2 separate regions of the Homo sapiens genome follow, and region 2 is linked to region 1. Evidence: read pairs that join two places in POLR2A ChIA-PET (ENCODE). Cell type or tissue: endothelial cell of umbilical vein. All regions are shown on one strand. Each heading gives the region's core, and the rest is flanking DNA. Links, peaks and the distances in the headings are about the cores only. Region 1 overlaps GATAD2A (GATA zinc finger domain containing 2A). Region 2 overlaps MAU2 (MAU2 sister chromatid cohesion factor).

Evidence for each region. ChIA-PET counts read pairs that join two places held together with the same protein. Peaks named below come from ENCODE experiments on the same cell type or tissue, not always from the same donor. Only the 100,000 strongest peaks of a DNase experiment are listed, where the experiment ranks them.
Region 2: POLR2A ChIA-PET joins it to region 1 with 5 read pairs; 8 of 35 experiments call an interaction of 5 or more read pairs at or near these places.

What each region holds. Positions count from the first base shown.
Region 1 is chr19:19,414,961-19,419,343 of GRCh38, forward strand. All of the region lies in intron 1 of GATAD2A (GATA zinc finger domain containing 2A), which reads left to right. Among named protein-coding and RNA genes, the nearest start is that of GATAD2A, 11 kb to the left of the region's middle. In endothelial cell of umbilical vein, for the core only: no CTCF peak of the experiment used is centred there; no DNase peak of the experiment used is centred there.
Region 2 is chr19:19,326,914-19,331,296 of GRCh38, forward strand. All of the region lies in intron 1 of MAU2 (MAU2 sister chromatid cohesion factor), which reads left to right. Among named protein-coding and RNA genes, the nearest start is that of MAU2, 8.3 kb to the left of the region's middle. In endothelial cell of umbilical vein, for the core only: no CTCF peak of the experiment used is centred there; a DNase peak (open chromatin) is centred at 2,388; H3K27ac peaks cover 985 bases.

The sequences.
Region 1 (4,383 bases), core at 255-4,254:
AAAAAACTATAGTGGCCAAGTGTAGTGGCTCAGGTAACCTTAGCTCTTTGGGAGGCTGAGGTGGGAGGATTGCTTGAGGCTAGGAGTTTGAGATTGGCCTGGACAACATAGTGAGACCTGCCCCCGCCCCCCTCCCCCCAAAAAAACCCCAAAAAACTGTAGTAGTGTTGAGTAGGTGATGTCTTTACTTTTTTTTTTTTTATGTTTTTTAGACGGAGTTTTGCTCTTGTTGCCCAGGCTAGAGTGCAATGGCATGATCTCAGCTCACTGCAACCTCCGCCTCCTGGGTTCAAACAATTCACCTGCCTCAGCTTCCCGAGTAGCTGGGATTACAGGCATGTGTCACCATACCCAGCTAATTTTGTATTTTTAGTAGAGACAGGGTTTCTTCTCCATGTTGGTCAGGCTGGTCTTGAACTCGCGACTTCAGGTGATCTGCCCGCTTTGGCCTCCCAAAGCCCTGGGATTACAGACGTGAGCCACCACGCCCAGCCTTTTTTTTTTTTGGAGATGGAGTCTCACTCTGTTGCCCAGGCTGGAATGCAGTGGCACAATCTTGGCTCACTGTAACCTCCGCTTCCCAGATTCAAGCGATTCTCCTGCCCCAGCCTCCCAAGTAGCTGCGATTACAGGCGTGCGCCACCATGCCGGGCTAATATTTTTTTTTTTTTTTTTTTTGAGACAGTCTCACTTTGTCACCAGGCTGGAGGGCAGTGGCATGTTCTTGGCTCACTGCAACTTCTGCTTCCTCGGTTCAAGCAATTCTCCTGCCTCAGCCTCCCAAGTAGCTGGGACTACAGGCACATGCCACCACGCCTAGCTAATTTTTGTATTTTTGGTAGAGACAGGGTATCACCATGTTGGCCAGGATGGTCTTGATCCCTTGACCTCGTGATCCACCCACCTTGGCCTCCCCCAAAGTTGGAATTGCAGGCATGAGCCACCACGCCCGGCCGACTTTACATTTTAAGAGCATAAAACTACTTTTCCCTGTATGGTTTTTTTTCCCCCCCAAGAGACATGGTTTTGCTCTGTCACCCAGGCTAGAGTGCAGAGGCTCATGATCACAATCACTATAGCCTCGACCTCCTGGACTTAAGCCATCCTCCCACCTTAGTCTCCTAAAGCACTGGGATTACAGGTCCCCATCTATTATAAGATGTAATTGCACTTAATTTGTAGACATCCTTCAAGTGATATGTGGGTGACCATTTAAAGATACAAAAAAGGAGCACATGGAAATGGGAGGAGCCAACTAAATATCAGGTCCTGCACTGGGCTCCAGTGGTTGACTGTGTTAGTCCCGGGCAAGAGCGAGGGCCTTAACACTGCCAAGGATGCTGGATGAGACCTGGTTAAGGAAATTGAACATGTTTTGTTCAGATGAGAGATGATTTGGGGTGGGGGTGGTGGCAGGTTCCGGAAGGCCCCAGGATCTTGGCTCAAGACTGGACTGAAGGCCTTTCCTGATGCTGGCACCAGGCAGGCTTGCTCACTCCCTTGGGAAATACAGAGGGGGTTACTCTTACTTTCCAGAGATGAGATCAGGTGACCCTATTGCAAAAGGCAGCAGAAGTGGACAGTGGCTACCTGGGGAAGGAGCTCAGCATTGAGTGAGCAGCTCAGAATCTTACACTCACCTTCTATGAAGTTTAAGATGAAGGGAGCTGCTCTACTCTGTTGCCTTGGTTTATTGCATTAGGGAAAAGAATACTTAAATTGCTTGGAAAAATTGGAGTAGTTTTGAGCTGTTTAGCCAGTCTTCTGAGTTTGTAAACTACTCTTGGTTGTTTTTTTTTTTAAACTTTTTTTTTGTTTTGAGGCGGAGTTTCGCTCTTGTTGCCCAGGCCAGAGTGCAATGGCTCTATCTTGGCTCACTGCAACCTTGTCTCCAGGGTCCAAGCGATTCTCCTGCCTCAACCTCCCAAGTAGCTGGGATTACAGGCATGCACCACCATGCCTGGCTAATTTTTGTATTTTTAGTAGAGACAGGGTTTCACCATGTTGGCCAGGCTGGTCTCGAACTTCTGACCTCTGGTAATCTGCCTGCCTCGGCCTCCCAAAGTGCTGGGATTACAGGTGTGAGCCACCGTGCCCGGCCTAAAACTTATTTTTTAAAGTTAATCCGTTGACATTTTAGAGCTTAAGCTGCTTCGGCAGATACCCTGTGGAATGAAATGCAGCTGGGCTTTGCATCACCACACAGTGAAGTGACTGGTGTAGGAGATGTGTTGCTGGCTGTAGGATTCTCTAAGCAGAGCTTCTTAGTTGGTGGGCTGGGATGAGTGACAGGGGTGCAGACGTCCTTGTGGGTAAGTGGCCCCTGCCCTTGACCAGCTCCTTAGGCTGAGAATAGCCTCATCTTACTCCAGTGTCTTCCACACTTAGAATTCTTACTACATGGCAGAAGCTGAAAAAGATGGGGCATCTGATTACCCCCCCACCCACTATTCTGAGAAGAGAGATGATTTTTCTTGGCTCTCTCAGTCTCAGGGTATCCACAGCTCCTGTGGAGAAGGGGTTCCTCTGCACGCTGCACTAGAGGAGTGTTGGGTGCGGGGGGTGGAGTTGGCCATTCACCCTCCTGGACCTCAGGATTTATGGAAAGTCATACTGGGAACTAAGGGCGAAAGCACAGGTTGCTGTGGTTATTGTTGATGTCCTGAAACAGGAGACTGTTCATACTTCACTCTCAAAATATGGAGAGCCCTCAGAGGTTTCTGAGCATGACAATATCGACTTGAATTGGGCAGAAGAAAGGCCATTGATAAAAGGCAGGCATGAGCTAATATGGCCTTGGATTTGCCTGACGGAATAAAAAGCAGGGACAGGTGCCAGAGACACTGCAGGAAGATTGGGTAGGGATTAACTGGATACCAAGGGCTGAGGACAGTTCATCTGTTTGACAACTGTTGGAGTGCCTTCCCTGCTCGACCAGTGCTGAGCCCCAGGGGTGTCTGGTTGTGAGGGAGATTCCTGCCTTCCGGGGTCTTAGAGCCTCGTGGGGGAAACAGGGCAGGGTGTCATGATGCAGACATCTGGGGCACTCAGCTAAAGGGCGGGCAGGAGCGGTGTCGTAGCAGTGGCAGCTGAATGACGACTGGAGGGTGACATAGGCCCTCAGATTGTGGATCTTTGGTTTTAGGGGTAGTGAGCTAGGTCCTGGAGGGTGCTCTGGGACAGCTGGGTATTGGCCCTGGGCAGTCATTGTCAGCTGTGATGGCCGAGGATGCAGTGGGTGAGGTGTGGAGGCCCCATGTGACCATCAGGACCTTCATGAATGAAGAGAGCATGGCTCTCTGACCCCATCTGACTGGCCAGCTCCAGGGGCAGGTGTAGAATTTGATCCGTCCTCGTGTGTCCCCCTCTCCAAACTGTAGTGCTTTGTGTTAGGTGAAAGTGTGACAAGTAATAGTTGAAAGAATGAAATATCCAAGGGACCATCTCCATACATTGGAAAAGTTTGTTCTGCTCTGTTCCTATGAATGAAATAGCAGCAGATGGATGGAAGTTCGAGGAACACAGACTTGACTTAGCCTGAGAAAGATCTTTGTAGCAGTTGGAGGTATCGGGAAGAGGCTCAGTGTGAACCCAGAGCCCTGGGAGCTGGTTGGGAACCCACATTTTCTAGATTTCTGAGGATTTTCCAGCTTGAGGTTTTGGACACTTTTCCAGAAAGACCCAGAGCGATTAAGACACGTCTCTGAAACAACCACATGAATTATTCTAACAGCTGCTGCTTGCTGGTTTTAGGAAGTTTCCTTGTTTCATGCACTGCTCAAATGTTTTCAGATTCTAGCTCTTTTGGCAGAGTTTGGGGGAGAAGACAGGTGGGTGTCCCGCTGTGACACTGGTTTTGAGAGTGGGGAGGGGTTGTGGTCGCCGGAAGGAAAAGAGCCCTGGGGATTTGCCACTTGGGTAAAAATGACTTGGTATCTGACTAGTAATCACCAAGACCCAAACAGGGTCATTTTGGGGTGGAAGTGAAGTATCAGATGAGTTAGGTGGGAGTGGGCTGGGATGTACTCTGGCTACTGCCCACTCCAAAAGGCCTCCTAGCTGGGCCTGGGCTGTCTCTCAGGGCCTGTACCCTCCACCATCCTTGAATTCAGTGGCCAGGGAACCCGTCCCCTCCCCCTGGTCTGTGCCTGCTCTGCTCATTGCCTCACATGTGTGAGCACTCGGTGGAAGGAGGAAGGGATGTCTGCACACACTCCCTGTCGAGGGACCCTGGCTTGCTCCTGTGGTGCCCTAAGCATGTAGTTGGCATGCATGTGTGTCACAATGAAAATGAAGATGAGAATTGGTCCTAGTTTATGACCCAGGCCGGGTAGTATTTGTCGATCCTTCCAGCCCCTTCCTGCATCTCGTACACTGGCAGAC
Region 2 (4,383 bases), core at 67-4,066, 88 kb before region 1:
CATCAGAGTCAAAGAGGGTATGTCTTCCTTTCCTCAGCAACTTTTTAAAAATTTGATTGTATTTATTTTTATATTTTCTATAGAGCTAGGGTCTAACTGTGTTGCCCAGGCTGGTCTTAAACTCCGGGCCTCAAGCAATCACCTGCCTTGGCCTCTCAAAGTGCTGGGATTACAGGTGTGAGCCACCACACACAGCCTCCCCAGGAGCTTTTTTTTTTTTTTTTTTTAGATGGACTCTCACTCTGTTGCCCAGGCTGGAGTGCAGTGGCGCAATCTCAGCTCATTAAAACCTCTGCCTCTCAGGTTCAGACTATTCTCCTGCCTCAGCCTCCCAAGCAGCTGGGATTACAGGTGCCTGCCACCATGCCAGGCTAATTTTTTCTACTTGTATTTATTTATTTATTTATTTATTTATTTATTTATTTATTTTGAGACAGAGTCTCGCTCTGTCGCCCAGGCTGGAGTGCAATGGCGCGATCTCGGCTCACTGCAAGCTCCGCCTCCTGGGTTCATGCCATTCTCCTGCCTCAGCCTCCTGAGTAGCTGGAACTACAGGCGCCTGCCACCACGCCCGGCTAATTTTTTATATTTTTAGTAGAGACGGGGTTTCACCGTGTTAGCCAGGATGGTCTTGATCTCCTGACCTCATGATCCACCCGCCTCGACCTGCCAAAGTGCTGGGATTACAGGCGTGAGCCACTGCGCCCGGCCTCTACTTTTATTAGAGATGGGGTTTCACTATGTTGGCCACACTGGTCTCGAACTCCTCAGCAGCTTTTTTGGGGTCACAGTAGTTGGTGTCTCGGTGACTCTTGCCTCTGTAGGGCCTCAGAACACCTGCCGGCCGCCTTGTTCCCTGGGTCTGCTCAGCAGATTCTGGAGCTGTTACAGTGCATGGCAGGACACTTTACCTGAAAGCCTTCCTTCTCTGAGTATGGTTTTGGCAGTGATGTGGGTGTGTTTTGGCTGCTCTGGGACTCCCCTAAGTAAATAGTTGATGACTATAAGCATTGTCACTTTACTTAGACATTTCTTGGCTAGAGAATTCGCAGTGACCAACCTGGGCACTACCCTGTCTCTACAAAAAATTTGAAAATTAGCGGGCCCGTGGTGGCTCACATCTGTAGTCCTAGCTACTTGGGAAGCTGAGGCGTGAGGATCACTTGAGCCCAGGAGGTCGAGGCATCAGTGAGCCGTGTTCCTGCCACTGCAGTCCAATCTGGGTGACAGAGAGAGACCCTGTCTCAAAAAAAAAAAAAAAAAAATTTTGCAATGCCATTTCTGCAGATTCTGACAGGTTGTGTTCTTCTATATTTTGCTTTCCTCTTGTTCTCTCTCTTCTTGCTGTACACCCATCCCTGTAAGTTTTCATTCTTCTCCTCTCTTCCAGGCCCTATGGCTTTTTTCTTATTTTCCCACCTGTCTTTTAAGCAGACAGATCCATCTTGGTCATTTGGACATCTGCTGTTGAATCAAGAGAATGTACCTGCATATCCGTTTCCCCCTTAACTTTTTTTTTTTTTTTTGAGACAGAGTCTCACTCTGTTGCCCAGGTTGGAGTGCAGTGGCGTGATCTCGGCTCCCTGCAAGCTCCGTCTCCCGGGTTCATGCCATTCTCCTGCCTCAGCCTCCCAAGTAGCTGGGACTGCAGGCGCCCACCACCATGCCCGGCTAATTTTTTGTAATTTTAGTAGAGACGGGGTTTCACCATGTTAGCCAGGATGGTTTCGATCTCCTGACCTCGTAATCCGCCCGCCTCAGCCTCCCAAAGTGCTGGGATTACAGGCGTGAGCCACCGCGCCCAGCCACCCCTTTAACTTTCTTACTTCTGATCACAGTCCCTTTTATCCCTTGGCCTGGGAAGTGCACCATCATTCTTAGGTTTTCCTGGTTTGAAAGCCACCCAGGACTAAATGCCGCCTCTCTGGAAGAACTTACTATTTTCTATAATCCAGGCAGTCATTCTTTGAACAGTGGTGTTTTCTGACTGCGTATGCCATGCTTGCTTTCTCTGTGTCAATGCCATGCGTGCTTTCTCTGTGGTTGGAACAGGGCTGCTTTTTAATGGTGGTTTTGCTCATCTGACTTAGAAAGCAGCTCCAGACTGTGCTGGTCAGATACTTAATTCTGCATCCAGGTTTAGCCTGAGCATCTATGGTTCACTTTCTCAGCAAGTGATTAAATGCTTCCTTTTCTCTTAAGACCCAACAGGGCTAGGTTCTGAGCCTCTCCTCATCAGGCCCAGCGTAAGCAGTTCTTTCATTCTTCAGGATCACAACTGTGTCCTGCTAAATTCCGTGTCCCATCTGCAGGGAGCAGAGACTTGTGCAGAGCTGGCCGTTACGCAGTTTCATGAAGTGATCTGTGCTTCCTCCTGTTTTTGTTTCTATTTCCTTCCCTCTCACTCTTGAGTCACCTCTGACTTCAGGATGTGAAATCTGTTTAGGAACCATCACCTCACGGTTCTACCAGCTGGTCCCTTCCTCTCCCACCCCGGTTCTTCTACTTCCTGATTGCCAGTTACTATAGCATCATTGGCACCTACTACATGCCAGGCCCTGCATTGGTGCTTCACAGAGCAAGGTCTCCCTGGATCCTCAACAAATTAACAGGGTAAGGCCCACCTCAGACTCACCTGTGATGACACCCAGCCACTGCAGGAGAATGTGCTTAGCCACAGTCACACAGCAGCAAGAGGCCAGGGAAGCTGCTAAATGCTGTGCTTCCATCCCAGAGGTGTTGCAAGCAATAGGGTAGTTTAAAAAAAAAATGATTTTGAGCCAGGCATGGTGGCTCATGCCTGTTATCCTAGCACTTTGGGAGGCTAAGGCGGGAGGAGTTTGAGACCAGCCTGGGCAACATAGCCAGACCCTGTCTCTTAAAAAAAAAAAAAAATTGAAAAATTAGCCACACATGCCTATAGTCCCAGCTACTTGGGAGGCTGAAGTAGGAGGAGTGCTTGAGCCTGAGAATTCAAGGTTACAGTGAGCCATGATTGCACCACTGCATTCCGGCCTGGGTGACAAAAACCCTGTCTTTTTAATTATTTATTTATTTATTTATTTATTTATTTTTTATTTTTTTGAGATAAAGTCTCACTCTGTCACCCAGGCTGGAGTGCAGTGGCGCAATCTTAGCTCCCTGCCACTTCTGCCTCCTGGGCTCATGTGGTTCTTTTGCCTCAGCTTCCAGAGTAGCTGATGTGACAGGCACACACCACCATGCCCAGCTAATTTTTGTATATTTTGTAGAGATGGGGTTTTGCCATGTTGCCCAGGTTGGTCTCAAACTCCTGAGCTCAAGCAGTCCACCTGTCTTGGCCTCCCAAAGTGCCAGGATTACAGGCGTGAGCCATTGCTCCCAGCCAACCCTGTCTCTTATAAAAACAAAACAACAACAGGCCAGGCATGGTGGCTCACGCCTGTAATCCCGGCACTTTGGGAGGCTGAGGTGGTAGTATCTCCTGAGCCCAGGAGTTTGAGACCAGCCTGGGCAAGATAGCGAGACCCCCATCTCTACAAAAAAGTAAAACAATTAGTTGGGCCTGCCAGGCGCCATGGCTCACGCCTGTAATCCCAGCACTTTGGGAGGCCAAGGCGGGTGCATCACCTGAGGTCAGGAGTTCGAGACCTGCCTGACCAACATAGAGAAACCCCGTCTCTACTGAAAATACAAAATTAGCCAGGCGTGATGGCGCATGCCTGTAATCCCAGCTACTCGGGAGGCTGAGGCAGGAGAATCGCTTGAACCCGGGAGCCGGAGGGTGCCATGAGCCAAGATCACACCATTGCACTCCAGCCTGGGCAGCAAGAGCGAAAATTCATCTCAAAAAACAAAATTAGTAGGACCTGGTGAGATGCACCTGTAGTCCCAGCTACTTGGGAGACCGAGCCAGGAGGATCTCTTGAGCCCAGGAGTTTGAGGTTACAGTGAGGACCACTGCACTCCCCCTGGGTGGCAGAGGGATACCATGTCTAAAAACTACAATCAAAAAAAGCCTTTTTTTTAAAAGTTACTTTGGTTTTAAGGAATAAGAAGCCTTGAAACACTCAGCCCTGGACTGAATCCTCCAGGCACCAGAGCTGTGCTGGTCTGGACCCTTCCACCCCACTTGAAACCTGTTGGCCCTGTTGCAACCCTCTCTTGCTTTCCCTGAGAACCCTAAGGTGACCCCAGGGGCTGCTGATGGAGACAGTCACCTCCTTGCCCTGCTCCCTGCAGCCTCTCACTTTGGCTGCTTTGCTATCATAAGGAAGGAAACATAAAAGCTACTTTTTAGCATTACAAAGTTAAAAAAAAAAAACACCCGGGCACGGTGGCTCACACCTGTAATCCCAGCACTTTGGGAGGCCGAGGCAGGCAGATAACAAGGTCAGGAGACCG